2 separate regions of the Homo sapiens genome follow, and region 1 is linked to region 2. Evidence: read pairs that join two places in POLR2A ChIA-PET (ENCODE). Cell type or tissue: Panc1. All regions are shown on one strand. Each heading gives the region's core, and the rest is flanking DNA. Links, peaks and the distances in the headings are about the cores only. Region 1 overlaps APTX (aprataxin). Region 2 overlaps SMU1 (SMU1 DNA replication regulator and spliceosomal factor).

What was found. ChIA-PET counts read pairs that join two places held together with the same protein. Peaks named below come from ENCODE experiments on the same cell type or tissue, not always from the same donor. Only the 100,000 strongest peaks of a DNase experiment are listed, where the experiment ranks them.
Region 1: POLR2A ChIA-PET joins it to region 2 with 10 read pairs; 3 of 35 experiments call an interaction of 5 or more read pairs at or near these places.

The regions. Positions count from the first base shown.
Region 1 is chr9:32,963,410-32,973,070 of GRCh38, forward strand. It overlaps APTX (aprataxin), which reads right to left. Exons shown (of 8, transcript NM_001195248.2): 8 at 9,207-9,661. Among named protein-coding and RNA genes, the nearest start is that of APTX, 33 kb to the right of the region's middle. In Panc1, for the core only: CTCF peaks have their summits at 5,223 (motif pointing left) and 5,423; a DNase peak (open chromatin) is centred at 5,152.
Region 2 is chr9:33,039,891-33,049,551 of GRCh38, forward strand. It overlaps SMU1 (SMU1 DNA replication regulator and spliceosomal factor), which reads right to left. Exons shown (of 12, transcript NM_018225.3): 11 at 8,216-8,368; 12 at 1,875-7,501. The coding sequence ends at 7,403. It overlaps DNAJA1 (DnaJ heat shock protein family (Hsp40) member A1), which reads left to right. Exons shown (of 9, transcript NM_001539.4): 9 at 1-17. Among named protein-coding and RNA genes, the nearest start is that of DNAJA1, 19 kb to the left of the region's middle. RefSeq lists an enhancer at 4,093-4,594 and a silencer at 4,449-4,768. In Panc1, for the core only: CTCF peaks have their summits at 4,989 and 5,194; DNase peaks (open chromatin) are centred at 4,371, 4,821 and 4,941; H3K4me3 peaks cover 1,678 bases; H3K27ac peaks cover 2,150 bases.

The DNA.
Region 1 (9,661 bases), core at 519-8,518, 77 kb before region 2:
GATCTAGAACTAGAAATACCATTTGACCCAGTGATCCTATTACTGGGTATATACCCAAAGGATTATAAATCATGCTACTATAAAGACACATGCACACATATGTTTATTGCAGGACTATTCACAATAGCAAAGACTTGGAACCAACCCAAATGTCCATCAATGATAGACTGGATTAAGAAAATGTGGCACAGATACACCATGGAGTACTATGCAGCCATAAAAAACGATGAGTTCATGTCCTTTGCACGGACATGGATGAAGCTGGCAACCATCATTCTCAGCAAACTATCACAAGGACAGAAAACCAAACACCACATGTTCTCACTCATGGGTGGGAATTGAACAATAAGAACACTTGGACACAGGGTGGGGAACATCACACACCAGGGCCTGTCGTGGGGTAGGGGGCTGGGGGAGGGATAGCATTAGGAGAAATACCTAATGTAAATGACATTAATGGGTGCAGCAAACCAACTTGGCACATGTATACCTATGGAACAAACCTGCACGTTGTGCATATGTACCCTAGAACTTAAAGTGTAATAAATGTATATATATATATATGTGTATGTATGTGTAGATACATGTGTGTGTATATATATGTGTATATATATATGCATGTGTGTGTGTATATACATATATGTGTGTGTGTGTATATATATATATATACACACACACGAAAATTAGCCAGGCATGGTGGCAGATGCCTGTAATCCCAGCTACTCGCGGGGCTGAGGCAGGAGAATTGCTTGAACCTGGGAAGTGGAGGTTGCAGTTAGCCAAGATTGTGCCATCACACTCCAGCCAGGGGGACAAGAGTGAGACTTCGTCTCAAAAAAAAAAAAAAAAGTTTTCAATTTTTAAATTTCTACTGCTATCAGCTTTTTATTCTGAATATTGTTTATTTTTGCCTTCTTTATAAATCAACTTATGTCATTATTACTGTTATATGCAATATATGTTTTACATAAGAAAATAAATGTCTTTTCTCACTAAAAAAAAAAATATTCCCCATCTGATAATGCTTAAAAATGCTTCAACTGGACATTCACGGAAATGAATCTAAATAACAATCTTACCCCTTTCACAAAAATTAACTCATAGACATAATGGATCACAGACATAAATATAAAACATAAAAGTATAAAACTCCTAGAAGATAATATAGGAGAAAATCTAGGTATCTAGGTGACCTTGAGTTTAGCAATGACTTTACAACACCAAAATACAATTTACAAAAGATAAAATGTAAAAATTGGACTTCGTTAAAATTAAAAATCCTTCAATTGAGGACAAAGCTTTTTGTTGTACAAAAAGAATTGAAATGCAAATTCCTGTCTGGAAAAGATAATAGTGATCTGTAAAATCATGCTGAAGTATAAAAGACTAATAGCAGATCCTGTGTTTCTGTGCTCGGGGGTAGAAGGCTACTCATGTATAAGAAAATAGGAAGAAACAATATTTGTGGGCTAAGGTGGAAGGATCACTTGAACCCAGGAGTTCAAGGCTGCAGTGAGTTATAATCATGCCATTGCACTCCAACCTAGGTGACAGAGTTAGAACCCATCTCAAAAAAAGAAAAAAGAAAAAAAAATTTGTGAAATATACAAGGAGCAAAGCCTTATCCTACACTTAAGCATCCTGACATGTGACTTCTCTGATGGAAACAAGAAAACCTGATGGTTCAGGTCTTGAAACTAGAGTAAGTATTTTCTTCTTATCAACAGCCAAGGCAGTCTCTGTAAATCTCAGGTCCAACCCAACATTCAATTTATAGCCATAAATATTTTCATTATTTTTAAAAATTTATTTCATCATAAAAATAAAATTCTTTTTTTTTCTTTTTGAGACCCAAAAGAGACTCCAGCTTGTCACCCAAGCTGGAGTGCAGTGGCATGACCACGGCTCACTGCAGACTTGACCTCCCAGACTCAAGCAATCCTCACCTCAGCCTCCTGAGCAGCTGGGACTACAAGTGTTTGCCACCACACCCAGCTAATTTTTTAACTTTTTTTTTTAGAGATGGAGTCTCACCATGTTGCCCAGGCTGATCTCGAACTCCTGGGCTCAAGCAATCTGCCTGCTTCAGCCTCCCAAAGTGCTGGGATTACAGGTGTAAGTCACCATACCCAGCCAAAAGAAAATTCTTAATATTAAAGTATATGAACTTTGACTCAAAAGTTTTTTTTTAAAGCAAAAGAAAAGGCAAAAATAAGAGTTATAAAGAAAACCTACTTTTCTAAAAAACAGCGTTTTATAAGCAGACATCTAGCAAATATTATCAAGAAAAAAAGAAGAAATACAAAATGCAAGAAATGAGAAATTGGAATAGGAACAACAGAAGTCAAAATGTGGCCAAAAAGGCCAGGTGCAGTGGCTTATGCCTATAATCCCAACACTTTGGAAGGCTGATGGGAGGATCCCTTGAGGCCAGGAGTTCAAGATCAGCCTGGGCAACATGGTGAGACCCTGTCTCTACCAAAAAAAGAAAAAAAAATTAATCAAGTATATAATCTTTGTTTGTCTCTCAAAAATATATTAAAAGGGACTCATTTATACCCAGAGAGACCAACCCTTCTTCAAATCCCCTTCTTTTCCCCAAATCTCCCAGAGCCCTCCAAAGCTCCCACTTCCCAGATGCCTCAAAGTCTGCCCCAAATATTCACCTATCTTTTTCAGTCCTTCACCCCCTTCTGTCTTCACTATGTAGATTGGTTTAGCTTCACTAACTTTTTTGTTTTCTTTCCACTTCTCCCATTACTTGATTTCTCTAACACAAAGGATGTTCTGGGAACTGATCCAACAAGCCAAAATTCTAACCATTCTTCTCATTTTCCATCTTTTCTTCCCCTTTTCCTGATACTTTTGTTAAAATCTGGGGACCAGGCCAAATACATAAATCAATCTATAAATCTTATTCCCCAAACCCATCCCATCACGAATGTTTCAGAGTCAAAGTCAATACTGAAAGAGAAGCCCTAGGGAACCAAGAGGATTCACCCCCAGAATTCAAGGTGGTTCAGTATTTGGAAACCAAATGTAACATTTCATATCAACATAATTTACAAGGGAAATCATGGGATCTCAATGGGTGGTGAAAGGCATTTGTAAGTACAAACAGAAAGTTGCTATGGACAGCAATTTTGAATAACTAAAATGTAGTTGGTGTCTCGCAGACATTGAGGTTAGGGGCAAACAGAGAAAAAGCCACTATTTTTCTAGATCTAGTGTTAGGAATATCAGATCCATCAGATCAAATGAATTACCTTCACGTGTGTCATTCTCAGACTCAAGCAAATTTGGTCTTGAAATCTGGCCTTGCAGGATGCCTGTCTCTGGAGGGCCACAGAACACTCGAATGGAACTGGCATTATTTGTAAAAAAAAAAAAAAAATTAGCCACTTTTTGTTGTATCAGCTATTAATATAAATAATTGAATGTTGATTACATTCCTTTGTGACCTATCACTTTTTAAAAATAAAATTTGAGGCTTTTTTCACACTCCCAAATATGTATTCACTGTAGCTAATTTAGAAGCGTGCACAACAATATAACACAATTTAAATTATCCACATTCTTACCACCAAGAGAGGACCGCTAATTAACGTTTTAGTATATTCTCTCCCAGCATGAATTTGGGAATGCAAGCACTCTTGATGTTTAATTAGGACATAAGTTGGTTGCTGATATTATAAGTCACTTCTATGTTTCAAATCCCTCAATGGAACATCAGAGGCTACTAGAATAAAGAGTTCTGATAGATTCTCCAGGCAAGAGATTAAACTTTGCCCCAAAGCACCAGAGAGATTAGATGCCCAGTGGTAGCAGAGTGACTTTCTGTGTGTAGTTTGGAAAAAAGGACTGCCAGTTGGTTCAAAATAATTAGAATCTAGGGGATACACACACACACACACACACACACACACACACACACACACACACACACACGCACACCAGCTGAGAAGACCTGCCCTAGAAAATCCATGGATTATTGATTTTTGGGGTGCTTCCCTTGAAATTACATGCAAAACATATGGGAAAGGGGCTATCATCTTCACCAAATTTTGGATCTATGACTCCCTCAAAATGTCAGGACCCCTGGTACATAAAGTCCTTTTCAATTTTAATATTCTTGTACTCTTTGGCATTGGAGCTTTTATTCTGCCTGCTTAAAAGACAGAAGGCTTGGAAGAGATGGAAGACAGATGAAGCTAGGTTCTTCTATCAAAAGGAGGTTTGCGGGGAAGCTGGCCCATGGAAAATGCAGACACAGCCCTTTACCTTCTCTGTATATTGACCGTCCTGCTTTGACAGTGCTTCCTCTAATATTTGACCACCAGCGACTTAGCAATTGTCGATGTAAAAATGATGCCATTTTTGAAGAATATGCCCAAAAGAAGTGTCTGCTACCAGTGCTACTCCCAGGTATTCTTGTGATGTGAACAACAGTCACTAACTTGGGGTCAAATTAAGAAAATTTGCCAGCATATTTTCAATGCCTACCATGCATTGACATGCCCCAAGACCCATTTCATGATTGCCAGAATCAGGCTTCAACCTTGGCTCTAGCCAACTTATTATTTTTTTTAATAGAAAGAATGTTTTTTGGGGTTTGTTTGTTGAGACACAGTCTTGATCTGTCACCCAGGCTGGAGTGCAATGGCACGATCTCAGCTCACAGCAATCTCTGCCTCCTGGGTTGAAGCGATTCTCGTGCCTCAGCCAGCCAAGTAGCTGGGATTACAGGCGCGTGCCACCACACCTGGCTAATTTTTGTATTTTTGGTGGAGACAGGGTTTTGCCATGTTGGCTAGGGGCTAGGCTGTTCTCGAACTCCTGACCTCAAATGATCCGCCAGCCTCAGCCTCCCAAAGTGCTGGGATTATAGGCGTGAGCCATCGCGCCCAGCTTCCAGCCAACTTTAGAGTCTATTTCACCTCTCAGCCAAACAGCCTCCCAGTCAATCGTGTATGTTTTGTATTTTGACCCACACACTGGTTTTCCCTCAAACTTCTATCTTAATTAGGAGATACGTTAAACACACATCAGTCTTATTTTAAAAGCCCCTTAAATATTTTATTTTGAAGCATTGATTCTGAAACATAAGATACTTTATAAAAGGGCTTCAAAAACAGCTTTGTCTTGTGGAAGACAATTAAAAATTTATTGTTCAAATGCTGCCATCTGGTGGCCAAACATGGCAAGCCCCGAAAATAGACCATTCACAGAAAAGATACGGAAAACCCCAGTTTCCCTAATCACTTGCTTTGTTAGCAAAGATTTGGAAAATTCTGTGGAAAAATATTAACATGCTTATGTTCCACTAATTCTAACCTGTAAGATATACTTTTTTCCCATAAACAATGGCAGTAAGATGTTTATCAGAATGTTTCCAAAGTCATATGAAGGAAAAATGAAGAAGGCAAGAAAAAATGTTTAAATAAAAAAAATTAAAGATCAACACCTGTGAAAAAAAGGGATTTAAAAAATAAAAATAACTGTTTCTAAGGGCAAAGATGCAGACTCACTGGACAACATGCTTGCCAATCAAATTCAGATGTAACAGAAAAAGTTATCTTTTCTACATCCATTCCAAGTGTATTGACACAGGTGTCATTCACTCAACGAAATTTTATTGCAAGGCTGTTTTGTTCCATATTCTTTTAATTTCGTTGGGTACATGATGGAGAACCAAAAAAACTACCTTTCCTAGAGAACCTCATGAGAAACAGGGACCCCACACCGTAAGATTGTACGTACGGTTGCACCCTATGTGGCCCTCAGTCTCAAGTGAGTGTGAGCTAAAAGCTTCTGCTTGCAGGGCATGCCTTTTCTCATTCACATAAAGGGGACATAGAGGCTTTGAGCTACTGCGGGGATGTGGGGGATTCAGATACCTATTGGGGCCTCCCTCCCACATCTTGGGTCTCTTTCCTAATGCCTGGCCAGCTGGAGGGAACACATTTTAGTATTTGACCTATTGACCCTCTTGCTTTGTCATGAACATCTTCCACTTTGTGGGTTCTCGAAAGCAGTCCTAGTCTCTGAGCAATGTATTTGTAACCTAGAGAATGCCTGTGATTCAGCTGCTCAACTGGCTCTTCAGACATCCCCAGATGCCCCCTTCTCTGCCCTGGGCCCAGCTTCCTACCTCCAGAATGCAGCTGGGGAAAGAGCCGCAAAGGCTGGTGGTCTGGTGACCCAGGACATGGAGGTGCCTCTGGACCCTGGCAACTCCAACTAGCATTCTAGGAGGACCTCCCACAGTTTCTGGAGAAGATTCTACAAAAGGTCTTTGGCCAGTAACTAATTCTTCAATGTGAATAAATGATAGTTTTTTTCCTCCAATAAATGTCAAACAGTACTAGTTGGGGGTGGGGGCAGTGGGTTGTGTCAGCTTTCAACTTGTGGCTGCCAGAACTACAATGCTTCTTCTTGGTTGGTAAAATATTTAAAAAAAAAAAAAAAAAAGCCTGGCGCAGTGGCTCACGCCTGTAATCCCAGCACTTTGAGAGGCTGAGGTGGGAAGATCACTTGAGCTCAGGAGTTTGAGACCAGCTTGGCCAACATGGTGAAACCTCATCTCTATTAAAAATATAAAAATTAGCCAGGCATGGTGGTGGGCGCCAGTCCTCCACAGTGACCTGAGACCCCTCCTGTATATCCCAGATGCATGGTAATGACCCTTTTCTCTTGAGATTCTTAAACTGGGGTCCACAGACCCTATGGAAGCACGTCAGTGGCTCCATAAATTCCCTGATAACATATACAAAATGTGTAAATATTCATTATGCTGAAGAGGTTTCACGGCTTTCATCACATTTTTAAAAATTAGTCTATGGTAGAATCTTCAGAGCCCTGCGAAAGTCTCCCTCCAAGTTGGAGTTGTTGGAAGCAGAGGGAAGCATTTAGGCCAACACTGACAGATGAGTCCTAACTCTCTGATATCCAGCCATGTCCAGTCTGTGTGACTATCAGATGCCAGGCTCTAGAAAATATCCCTGAATCTAAAGACATCCTTAACTACCATCTCAAGTATGATCTAGTCCCTACAAGGACCATTTGTACCTGGGTATCTCAGAGACAGGCCCAGAGAAGGAAAAATACTTACGCTCTGAGCCTAAGGCTGGCAGCGTTCATTACAGGTCCCAGACCAAGCCACTGGACTGATCTCTGGGCATGAAGAGGGAACGGGAGCAACTGAGGGGAAGTCATCTCCAGACATGGCTCCTAAGAGCCTGGGGCCAAAGGAGCTCTGCCAAACTCCTGAAGAAAGGAAGGGCTGATCCCTGTAACGAGGGACTCCCCTTCAGCTAATGCCGGAGGTCTCCCCAGACTCTGAAATAACCCTGACACAGCAGAGGGAAGGCAGACCTATGACAGGCCCAGGCAGCTAACCAGAAAATGCTATTTGTGTCCTGGCAGGGAACAGCCAAATCCATAAGCTTCAGAAATGCAAGGTGCTTTGAAGCCAAAGGTTCATTTATATTGTGGTTCTCAAACATCAATAAAATCAAGTTCATCCTGAATGGTTTAAAATGAAGATTCTTAGGCCCTCAGGATTGTGATTCAGTAATTATTTGGTAAAGCCCAAGTGCTTACATTTTTTTAAAGGGAAACCAGTAATTCTGATCTAAGGAGTCCATGGAGTACATATTTAGAAAGTTTCCAGGGGCAGTAAGGCTTCAGATGCAGAGAGAGGCATGGATAAGGTGAATTCCTCTTTCCCAGCCTCCACTGAGATAAAAGCAGAGGCTTCCAGTTACCATTTATTGAGTCTTTCTCTATGCAAGATACTATGCTAAACCCTTTACATAGATTATTTAATCCTTATAACTCAACTCTGTTATGCTCATTTACATATGTGAATTCCAAAGTTCAGAGAAAATAAGTAACTTGCCCAAGATCCCTCAGCTGTGAGTAGCAGAGCCAGGACTGGAACCCAGGTCTGAATCCAGAGCCTGTTTTTAACTAATATGCCCATGATTTTTTTTTTTTTTTTTTTTTTTTTTTTGAGATGGGGTCTCACTCTGTCACCCAGGCTGGAGTGCAGTGGCACAATCTCGGCTCACTGCAAGCTCCGCCTCCTGGGTTCACACCATTCTCCTGCCTCAGCCTCACAAGTAGCTGGGACTACAGGTGCCCGCCACCATGCCCGGCTAATTTTTTTTTTGTATTTTTAGTAGAGGCGGTGTTTCACCATGTTAGCCAGGATGGTCTCGATCTCCTGACCTTGTGATCTGCCCGCCTCGGCCTCCCAAAGTGCTGAGATTACAGGCGTGAGCCACCGTGCCCAGACAATTTTCAAGAGTTTCTGTGCCTGGTACCTGATGACAGCAAATAAAAGGCTATGAAGCCACATGCCCTCTGCAGCTGGGTTGGGGAAGAACGTCCAGGAGCCACAGTGTATGTAGACAACCACCTCAGGAGACGAAGCAGACAATCAAGCAGGCCCAAAGGTCCAGCATCAAGCCAGATAGAAGAACTATGGATGGATGGACTAATGACCTAAGGATTACAATCCTGGAGTGCAGAAGGAGCAGAGAAAAGAGATGAAAGATGTTGGGAATGAGAGATGGACAAAAAGGGCTAAAGGAACTGGCTGATCTCAGGGAAATCAATGAAATGCCACGGAAAGCTTTTGATCAGCACAGGTCCAAGGCCCCTGGGTTCTATGGCTTCTGCTGTTAGTCTTGCATTTATACTGTTCAATTGATAAGAAAAATAATGAGTTGATGCATCAGAATCAATACCAACTTTGGATAGTGCCCAGGAACCATTGTAGAATATTAGATGCTCATCCACTAAAGGGGCATAACAATAGCACGTAACCTCATAGAGTTATGTACAGTGAGAATTCAATGAGATCACTTGAGTACAGTGTTTAGCATAATGCAGGACACACAGGAGTCAGACAAATGTGAGCTGCTATGATCATTAATTATATAATTATTACTATACCTATGTTCACTAAGTAACCACTGTGGCATCTTGTTTGTTTGTGAAAGACATTGAGGTCAAATGTCTCTATGGACTGTGGCTTTTTCTCTCCAGAAGAAGCTTTTGTTAAGGGTGTTTCCTTTTTTCTCACAACTTGAGTGAAAAGTCACATCCCCAAAGATATCCACAATTTCATCAAACCCAACTTTTTAGTTTTCCCTTCACCTTTAGTTCTAATATTATCCCAAAAAACAACTGAATACAACTGTTTTATCCAAATTTATTCTCAGGGAAAAAGAAAGTAGTGGCTCTACGCAACTTTTTCATTCACCAACCACCTTTCCATGCATCAGAACCTATGCTGTGATTGTTAGCTGAACTTCAATAGTTTCCACCTACTTAAGAGAGATGCCTCAAACAAATTAACTTTATTTTCAGACAACAGGTCCAAGAAGACTTCACAGCTCAATCATGACGAACATGTGGCTGTTTCCTCACAGCCAGGAACCCTCGGTATTAGAAGAAAACTCCAACCCCCCACACCATCATCTAGCCTCTTTTCTCACTGTGAAGAACTGATGAGACAGAATTCCTGAGAAGGGAACATTTAGGTAATCTGGGATAGAAGGGCATGGAAGGACTGGACAAACTAAGCCTCCCCATGAAGGAAGGGAAAAGAATATTACAAAACAGACTAACAGAAAACAAGACCCATCAGTAT
Region 2 (9,661 bases), core at 772-8,771:
TTACAAAGCATCTCCAATGTGTGTCACTACAGGCTTTTTTTTCCCAGATCATCAAATTTTGGCTTTTAACTAAGATACATAGCTTTATTTTAGCTAGTCTGAATGAGTGATACAAAAATACTATTGAACTATAGTTAAATAATATTAAATAGGATGGAGAGTAAAAGTGGAGGACTGGGTAATGAGCCAAGAAGAAGGGGACTTAGAAAACTGCAAACATTGGAGTGAGCATGAGAGAACAAGTTCTCATAAAGAATACAAGTTTAAAAAGGAGAAAAACTTTAAAAAATAAGGTTCCCAAACCATCAGTGTTTGTCAACTTCCTTTTAGTCTGTGCCAGCCACCCACAGCTACCCTAAAGTTGGAGATGTGAAGCAGATGTTCAGGAAAGTATAATTGATCGGTGTTCAAAAAAGTGCTTTGTGACAGATTTCACTTTTCACTGGGTTTATGTACAAATTCTAAAAATCTCTGAACCTGTATTTTAATGCATTTAAGAGCATTGTTTAGGCCAGGCATGGTGGCAGTGGCTCACACCTGTGATCCCAGCACTTTGGGAGGACAAGGCAGGCAGATCACCTGAGGTCAGGAGTTTGAGACCAGCCTGGCCAACTTGGTGAAAACGTGGTGTACTTTACTAAAAGTACAAAAATTAGCCAGGTGTGGTAGCACTCACCTGTAGTCCCAGCTACTCGGGAGGCTGAGGCAGAATTGCTCAAACCCAGTCCGGAGGTTGCAGTGAACCAAGATTGCACCATTGCGCTCCAGCCTGGGTGACAGCAAGACTCCGTCTCAAAAAAAAAAAAAAAAAAAAAAAAGCATTGTTTATAGGACGCTTAAAAATTTTTACAAATCTCACACAAGGTTTTCAGCGTTTGTCAGTCATAAGGGAAATGCACATAAAAACCAGATACCACTTCATACCTAATAGGATAGCTCTAATCCAAAAAATGGAAAATAAGAATATGGAGAAATTGGAACCCTCTGTACTTTGTTGGTGGTAATGTAAAATGTTGCAGTTGCTGTAGAAAAGTCTGGCAGCTGCTTAAAAAGCTAAACATGGAATTACCACATGACCCAGAGCTGGCCCTCCTTTTTGGGTTTCACATCCATGGATTTAGTCAACTTTGGATCAAAAACAATTGGGAAAAATTGTTTCCTGACCATGTACAGACTTCAGCTGTTAAAAGTATAACAGCTGTTTACATAGTACTTACATTGTATTAGGTATTACCAGTAACCTAGAGCTAGATGGCTAAATTACGCAGGATGTGTAGGTTATATGCAAATAACCATCTTGTTTTATATCAGGGACTTGAGTACCCTCGGATTCTGGTATCCATGGAAAGTCCTGGAACCAGTACCCCCATGGATACTGAGGGATGACTATACAAAAGGAATTAAAAACGAATGAAGGCCGGGCGCGGTGGCTCATACCTCTAATCTCAGCACTTTGGGCAGCCTAGGCGGGCTGATCACCTAAGGTCAGGAGTTGAAGACCAGCCTGGCCAACGTGGTGAAACCCCGTCTCCACTAAAAAGACAAAAATTAGCCGGGTGTGGTGGTGGGCGCCTATAATCCCAGCTACTTGGGAGGCTGAGGCAGGAGAAACGCTTGAACCCAGGAGGTGGAGGTTGCAGCGAACCAAGATTGTATCATTGTACTCCAGCCTGGGCGACAAGAGGGAGACTGTCTCAAAAAAAAAAAAAAAAAAAAAAAACTCGTATGGTCAGTGTTTACTGTGCATTCTCAACAGCCCAAAGTGGAAACCTGACTGTCCACCAACAAATGGTTAATGTGTACCTACAAATCTCTCAATTCTCAATATACATGTGTACATACACTGTGAAATACACAGCCATTAAAAGGAATACTTTTTATACTTCCCCCAAATATGAAGCACTTTACTGTTTGATACATGGATGAACCTTTAAAACATGCTAAATGAAATAAGCCAGATAAAAAAGGACAAGTATTGTATAATTTCACTTATATGAACTAAACTTAGACAAATGCATTGAGGCAGAAACAGTACCAAAGGCTGAGGGGAAGGGAAGGAGAAGTTAATTGACAATGTTACAGGGCTTCTGTTTAGGGTGATGACATTTTGGAAATACAATAGTGGTTGCGTAACATCGTAAATAATGCCACTGAATTGCACAATTGTTTAGGAAAATTTGTTACATGTTTTACAATTAAAAATCCTAAGAACACTAAAAGAAAGTCATATTAGGTCGGTTGGTGCAAAAGTAATGTGCCATTACTTTTAATGGCAAAAACCGCAATTACTTTTGCACTAACCTAATAGTTATATCCTGAAGAGGCAGAAACTGATAGGTTTGTCTGTGTAGTTTTTCAGCTTGTATTATTACTACCACTAACAGCCTCTGTTGAACCCTTCATTACTATGTAAGCAGCCATATTTAATTCTCAGAACAATGTAATGAGGGAGAGCCTATGAAAAAACAAAGCCTATGAAACAGAGCCTATGAAAAAACATTAACCAAGGTCATCATCCACAAAAATACAAGTTCCAGCACTAACTCTGCTTTCTCTGTGATGCTTCTCCTGCCCATTCATACTTGTAGGGAATAGGAGTAGAGGCCAATTATGTCGCTTGAGAGTGCTCTTGGAACAGTGGCAAATTTTCTGTACGTGAAATTAGCTTCTCAACTTTTTTGTACGTACGGTACTGGTTCTTAACCTTGGCTACCATTGGAATTACCCGGGAAACATTAAAACACTCATCAGGTCCCACCCTCCAGGGATTCTGTATAACTCGGCTGGGTGTAGCCTAAGCATCAAAATGATTATGCGCAGCCAAGGTTGAAAGCCACCAACACTGACACATGGATTTAATATTAACCACTTGGAACAGAATACCACTGTTAAAATTGCCGTGGAAGGTTAAATAATGGGCAGCCCTTGCTATTCCAAGTTTGGTTTTTTTGTTTTTTGTTTTTGAGACCAAGTCTTGCTCTGTCACCCAGGCTGGAGTGCAGTGGCACAGTCTCAGCTCACTGCAACCTCTGCCTCCCGGGTTCCAGCTATTCTCCTGCCTCAGCCTCCTAGGTAGCTGGGACTACAGGCGTGTGCCACCATGCCCGGCTAATTTTGTATCCTTAGTAGAGACAGGGTGTCACCATGTTGGCCAGGGTGGTCTTGAACTCCTGACCTCGTGATCCACCCACCTCGGCCTCCCAAAGTGCTGGGATTACAGGCTTGAGCCACCGTGCCCGGCCTATTGTAAGTTTTAAACAACCTCAGACCAGGGAACTTCCTCACTTGGACATACACTTCATAGCAATTTCTTCTCTTAAAATAGTGGAAAATGAAGCTGTAAAAGCACAGTGAATGAGAACACTAGCAAGCTATGGCAATTTGAAAAAATGTGATTTTAAGAGTCAGTCTTGCACCTTTATCATTTAAATTTGGTTATCTCAGCATGAAACTTCTGAGACTGACAGCAAGAATTAAAACACCTTTTGTATATGCGGAAACTACCCTGTAGTCTACCTGCTCTCAAATTTGAGCACGCTTGCTGGGCCCCACCACCAATTTCTGATTCTGTAGGTCTGGGATAGGACCTTAGAATGTGTCTATCACGTGACACTTGTAAGAACCACTGTTCTAGCACAAGCCAAAAGAAGTGACAGCAAAGACTGACATCCAGAATCCTCTAATTCAGTTCTCTCTACTCATCTCACTACCTGTGCTCTGCTTAGGTGAATGTGTTTGCAGCATGTGGAGGAACAATCCATGTATTCTTTGTCCCTGCCCAAACCTAAAGATTGAGGAGGAACTGACAGCAATATTGAGAGTGAGGCAAGAGAGAAAAAAAACCTAGCTTCGGAGTCACATCTGGTTTTCAATGCGAGCTTCGTGCAAGTTGGACTGAGTTAGGTGCCTCACGTCTGGAAACCTGTTTCTTCATGTGCATTTGCGCACCCTCATTACATTGTTCTGAGAATTAAATATGGCTGCTTACATAGCAAGGAAGGGCTCAACAGAGGCCGTTAGTGGTAGTAATAATACATGCTGAAAAAAAACAACTGGTGAAGAAGATACTGAATTGTACCTGAGATTTATACCATTTGCTGTTAAAAAAAAAAAAAAAAAAAAAGCCATACTACTCCCAAATACCTCCGCGCAATGTTTTCCAGTCATTAATTCAACAGCAGAATAGGGGATAGGACAAATGTCCTTATGCTCATGGAATTAATTTTAACGCCAGGTAGTTTAGCTTCTATGTTAAGTGCTAGAGAGCAGCATCCGTTAAATCTGGTGGCTGCAGCAGAGCACTTCCCTAGGAACCGACTGCACACGCCCAATTCAGAAGGAAGTGAGCACTGATTCCCGGCAGCCAACTCCCGTTCGCGCAGCCGCTGCCACCGGCCCTTAAGACGATGTGACCGCCAATTTTGTAACAGTGACGTCACCCGACGTCTGCAGGCCCTGACAGTTGGCTCTAGCGGGTGCGCAGTCTCCCTACCCCCGGTAAGGGGCTCTACCGGCCCTGGACCCAAGATGGGACTCCTACCTCCGACCACCCGGAGCAGCGGCGCCCCAGATCCGGCCGTCCGCCCTGCGCGTGCGCGGCCCGACCCCGCCGCGGTCTGGCTGTAAGGGCGCTGGAGGGGAGCTGGGCTGCCCCAGCCTTCAATGCTGGAGGGACGGCCGCGTGGGGCTTCAGAAAGGCTAGGCGCCGAGGAGTGTAAGCAGCGTGTGCCCATTTAAAGACAAAATCAGTGTGTTTTTCAGGTTTGTACGAAATGAAGTTGTAGAAAGATTAACAAGGGTTACCTGGGAAAGGCAGATTTTCAACTTAGCGTTTACATGTTCACCCAGTGCATTATTTTATTTAAAAAGAAGAAAAATATATACTTAACGGCTCCTAATCCAGCTCTCTTTGCCTGGTCTCCCAAGACACCTATCATTTTGCCCAGCACATACCTTGCCGCTGTGCCACACTGGAGTCCCCGGTTAGGTTCCCTGTGCTTAGACCGCCCCCTAGTCCCTCCAGGAAGCCTTTCCCAACCCTTTCGCGTTAACTGCCCGCCTCATCATCACAAAGGTAACTTGAGCTTTTATCAGTTTTAATTACTCCTTTTAATTTGCTCTTCTTCCCTATGTTTAGGCAGAAACGAGTCTTTTTTTAACCATATTCATCACCTGGTGCCAGCAACAGAAGTGTTCCCTAAAAATTCCTAGAATAAACCAACACGTGCTGACTAGATTCTCCATCTTCATAAACGGTGATACAAACTATGCACATCATAACTACCAGCTTCATGAGGTCAAGACTAAATCAAAAATTCTCAAGGACTTTTCTAAAAATTTTTTTAGCATAAACTGTTTCCTCTAACTTAAACTTCTCTTAAGTGAACGTGTCTTTCCACTGGGATGACTGTCTACATGCTCAGGAATCCTGAATTCATGACTATGTTCAACTCCCACGACCATTTTTAAATCATCAAAATGGCAGCAAATGTCATTACCTGGACCAAAAAGCTGCAGGTTTTGTGGCAAATGGGAAATGTGTTATAGAATATGACTGGGAAAGAGGGATTTCTTAGTGCTGCCCAGAATTAATTCAGCAAACACTGAACATTACTACGTGCCACATATAGGATCATACTGCATTTCAGGTCACCATCAAAGGTAAATTACAAGGCTGGGCGCAGTGGCTCATGCCTGTAATCCCAGCACTTTGGGAGGCCAGGGCAGGCGGATCACCTGAGGTCAGGAGTTCAAGACCAGCCTGGCCAACATGGCAAAACCCCCGCTCTACTAAAAATACAAAAATTAGCCAGGCATGCTGGCATGCGCCTGTAGTCCCAGCTACTTGGGAGGCTAAGGCAGGAGAATCGCTTGAACCTGGGAAGTGGAAGTTGCAGTTAGCTGAGATGGCACCACTGCACTCCAGCCTGGGCAACAGAGCAAGACTCCATCTCAGAAAAATAAAATAAATTTTTTAAAAAGGTAAATTACAAGACTGCAAAACTTTTTAAAAAAACCTTCCCCACTAGTTTGTACCTAATAAATGCTAACATTTAAAAGGGGGCACAAAAGGCCTGCAGAAATAAGAACTCACGTTCTTGAAAGTACTGCCTAGCATGGTATCTTCCTCATCATCAGAGGTGCTCTATACATCTTCAGTTGAAACGTGAAACAGACATCCATATGCAAAATATTTTCAAGGGTTTTGTTGGCTTTTACATGTTTTTCTTTAGATAACTGGTAATGATGCACATTACAAAGGAGACTTTTCTAAATCTCAAGTCCTTTGCTAATTTTTCTTTGGAACAACAGCACATTTTCAATGCCAAACCTTCTCCTACAACATACAAAGGGGAGATGCCAAAACTCTGAATTCTTGTAACGGATCCTGCAACTAGTTCTATCCAGAAGATGGAGACAATATTCCCTGGAGTTGACTGAACATGTGAGAAGGCACAGCTCAGAAGGAGAGGAAGGCTGAGGGCAGTGAAATGAGAACCTATGCATCACCTGGCCTTTTTACATGTTAGTCTATCCTACTATCCCAGGAATTCACTTCTGCTGTACTTGAGATTCAGGGATAATAATGTGACTCCTCCTCCCACATTCTAAGTAAATATGTTAACTAGATGAGCATTTATGTACATTTTAGAACAAAGTCTCCAGAAAGGTATAAAGTTTATTAACATCTTTAAAAAAAAAAAAAAAAAAAAAGATGGGCCGGGCATGGTGGCTCACGCCTGTGATCCCAGCACTTTGGGAGGCCAAGGCGGGTGGATCCTTTGAGGTCAGGAGTTTGAGACCAGCCTGGCCAACATGGTGAAACCCCATCTCTACTAAAAATACAAAAAAATTAGCCAGGCATGGTGTCGCACACCTGTAGTCCCCAGCTACTCGGGAGGCTGAGGCAAGAGAATCGCTTGAACCTGGGAGGCGGAGGTTGCAGTGAACCAAGATCGTGCCGCTGCACTCCAGCCTGGGCAACAAGCAAAACTCCATCTCAAAAAAAAAAAAAAAGATGGAACAGAACACAGCTACTGAATATGATATAGTTCCTTATTTACAAGTTTTACTATGGGAGGGACATTTTCCTCAGCATTTCAAATAATCAGAGGAGTAGAATTTTTTTCTAGAAATATCAGTATTTCACTCTCCAGGTCGAAGATTAATGAAAACATTAAGTGACTGCACCAGTTAGAAGAAGATAAACTAATACCTTAAAAATATATAAAAAAAGAAAGGGTAGTTGCTACTTAAACATGAATTTTCACAAAATTATTCTGTGACTAATTCAGACAATCTATTTGCTTAGAAAAGCTGGCAAAAAAAAAAAAAAGCACATTACATGAATATGCTTCATTTAAGTACATGCTTTCGAGCTGATTTAAAAAGAAAAGTTGAATTATGGTTTCCAGAGCTTTAGGAGTCCATCTTCACTGTAGGTAGCAATCAGGTTCTGATGAGGGTGATGTGCAATACCAATCACATCCTTCTCGTGCACCTGGAACATGTAAAGCACAGGGTTAGGATGTACAGATCTGCAATAAATCACTCTGATGAGGCTTCCAGAGGTGGGTGGAAGGGAAAAAGAGATCTTGGGAGGCCACATATTCCAAATGGCATAGGAGAAAGATGGAGGAGGGTTTTCCAACTCACATCACATTGTGACATAATAATAAACTTTAGGCTGGGCGCAGTGGCTCATGTCTGCAATCCCAGTACTTTGGGAGGCAGAGGCGGGTGGATCACTTGAGGTCAGGAGTTCAAGACCAGCCTGGCCAACAGGGTGAAACCCCGTCTCCACTAAAGATACAAAAAATTAGCCAGGAGTGGTGGCATGTGCCTGTAGTCCCAGTTACTTGGGAGGCTGAGGCAGGAGAATCACTTGAAACCAGGAGGCAGAGGTTGTAGTGAGCCGAGATCACACCACTGCACTCCAGCCTGGGTGACAGAGTGAGACTCCCTCTCAAAATAAAATAAAATAAAATAAAAATAAACAAACTTATATAGTGTTAAGCCACCGAGATTTGGGGATCATCATAGCAGCTGACATTAATTTTACTTCTTGAATTTGACATGGAGCTAAATGTTTTAAAACAACATATTTTATACTGAGGGTCACATCGATAGCTCTGGAAAAGGCACATACTTCAGAGTTCAGAAAGACACAAGTCCTACCATATTTCTTTAGATGAACTTAGTAAGTAATACTCACTGTCAAAGTTCTCTCCAGTTTGCCAGTGACTGTACTGAAACAGTAGAGCACAAAGTCCTCCCCTACACAGTAGATCCATTCACCACGGGGAGAGAGGGCACAGCAAACAAAGTCCCCACCTTCTCTTTTACCAGAACTGAAGCTTCTGACAATCTAGATCACACCACACCCCAAGAAAAAAACATCAGGATTAGTAGCAGCTCAACCATGTGCAGCATTTTAAACTGACATTTTTACGTTGTTATTTTGCACTTTGGTTTACTATCATTTGTAATTAGATCTCCAGTCCTGTTCATCATGTGCTAACTCCCCTTGCCTGGGAAATATTCAATAGATAAGTAATCTAAACTAAGTGGCAGACAAAAATTTAGAATTCATACATCCCACGTCACCAATCATGCCCTAAAGAGACATATTACCCTTAAGCAAATTTCATTGCCATACAAAAAACAATTTTCTAAATCAATATACCAGTATTTCTCAAAGCTTTCTGGATGTCTGCTCTCCAGTTTCCTCTAACAGAATGAGAAGCTTTCCCCATACAGGATGACACTCAGTCTCTAAGACTTTGCTTGCTCTATTGATACATTAAAATCATCATAAACCAAGCTGAGAGAAACCAATCTGAAAAGGCGAACAGTTTACATACTATATGCTTCCATTTCTATACCATTTTCAAAATGACAAAATTATAATAATGGAAAACAGATCAGTGGTTGCCAAGGGTTAGGGCTTGGGATTAACCTGAAATTTAAAACATGATACCATTTACATTAGCAGCCCCAAAGTGAAAATACTTAGGTATAAATCTAACAAAATACATACAATATTTAAATGAGGAAAATTACAAAATTCTGATGAAGGATATCAAAGAACTACACAGAGATATTCTATGTTCATGAACAGGAAGACTCAATATGGTAAAGATGTCAGTTCTTCCCAACTTAATCTACAGATTTCATACAATCCCAATCAAAATCCCAGCAAATTATTTTGTGGATATTGACAACCCAATTCTAAAGCTTACGCAAAGAGGCAAAAGACCCAGAATAGCGAACTCAATGTTGAAAGAGAAGGACAAAGTTGGAGGGCTCACAATACCCAACTTCAAGATTTACTACTAATCTACAGTAATGAAGACAGTGTGGTATTGGATCAATGGAACAGGATACAAAGCCCAGAAATACACTCAACTGATTTTTGACAAAGTAGCAAAAGCAATATAATAGAGAAAAGATAGTGTTTTCAACAAGAGATGCCATAATTCGACACTTACATGCAAGAAAATGTATCTAGACACAATAAAATAAAGACCTTACAGTCTTCACAAAAATTAACTCAAAATGGATCACAGACCTAAATGTAAAACTCAAAACTGTATTTAAAACTCTTAGAGGATAACAAAAAAGAAAATCTAGATGATCTTGAGTTTGATGACTTTTTAGA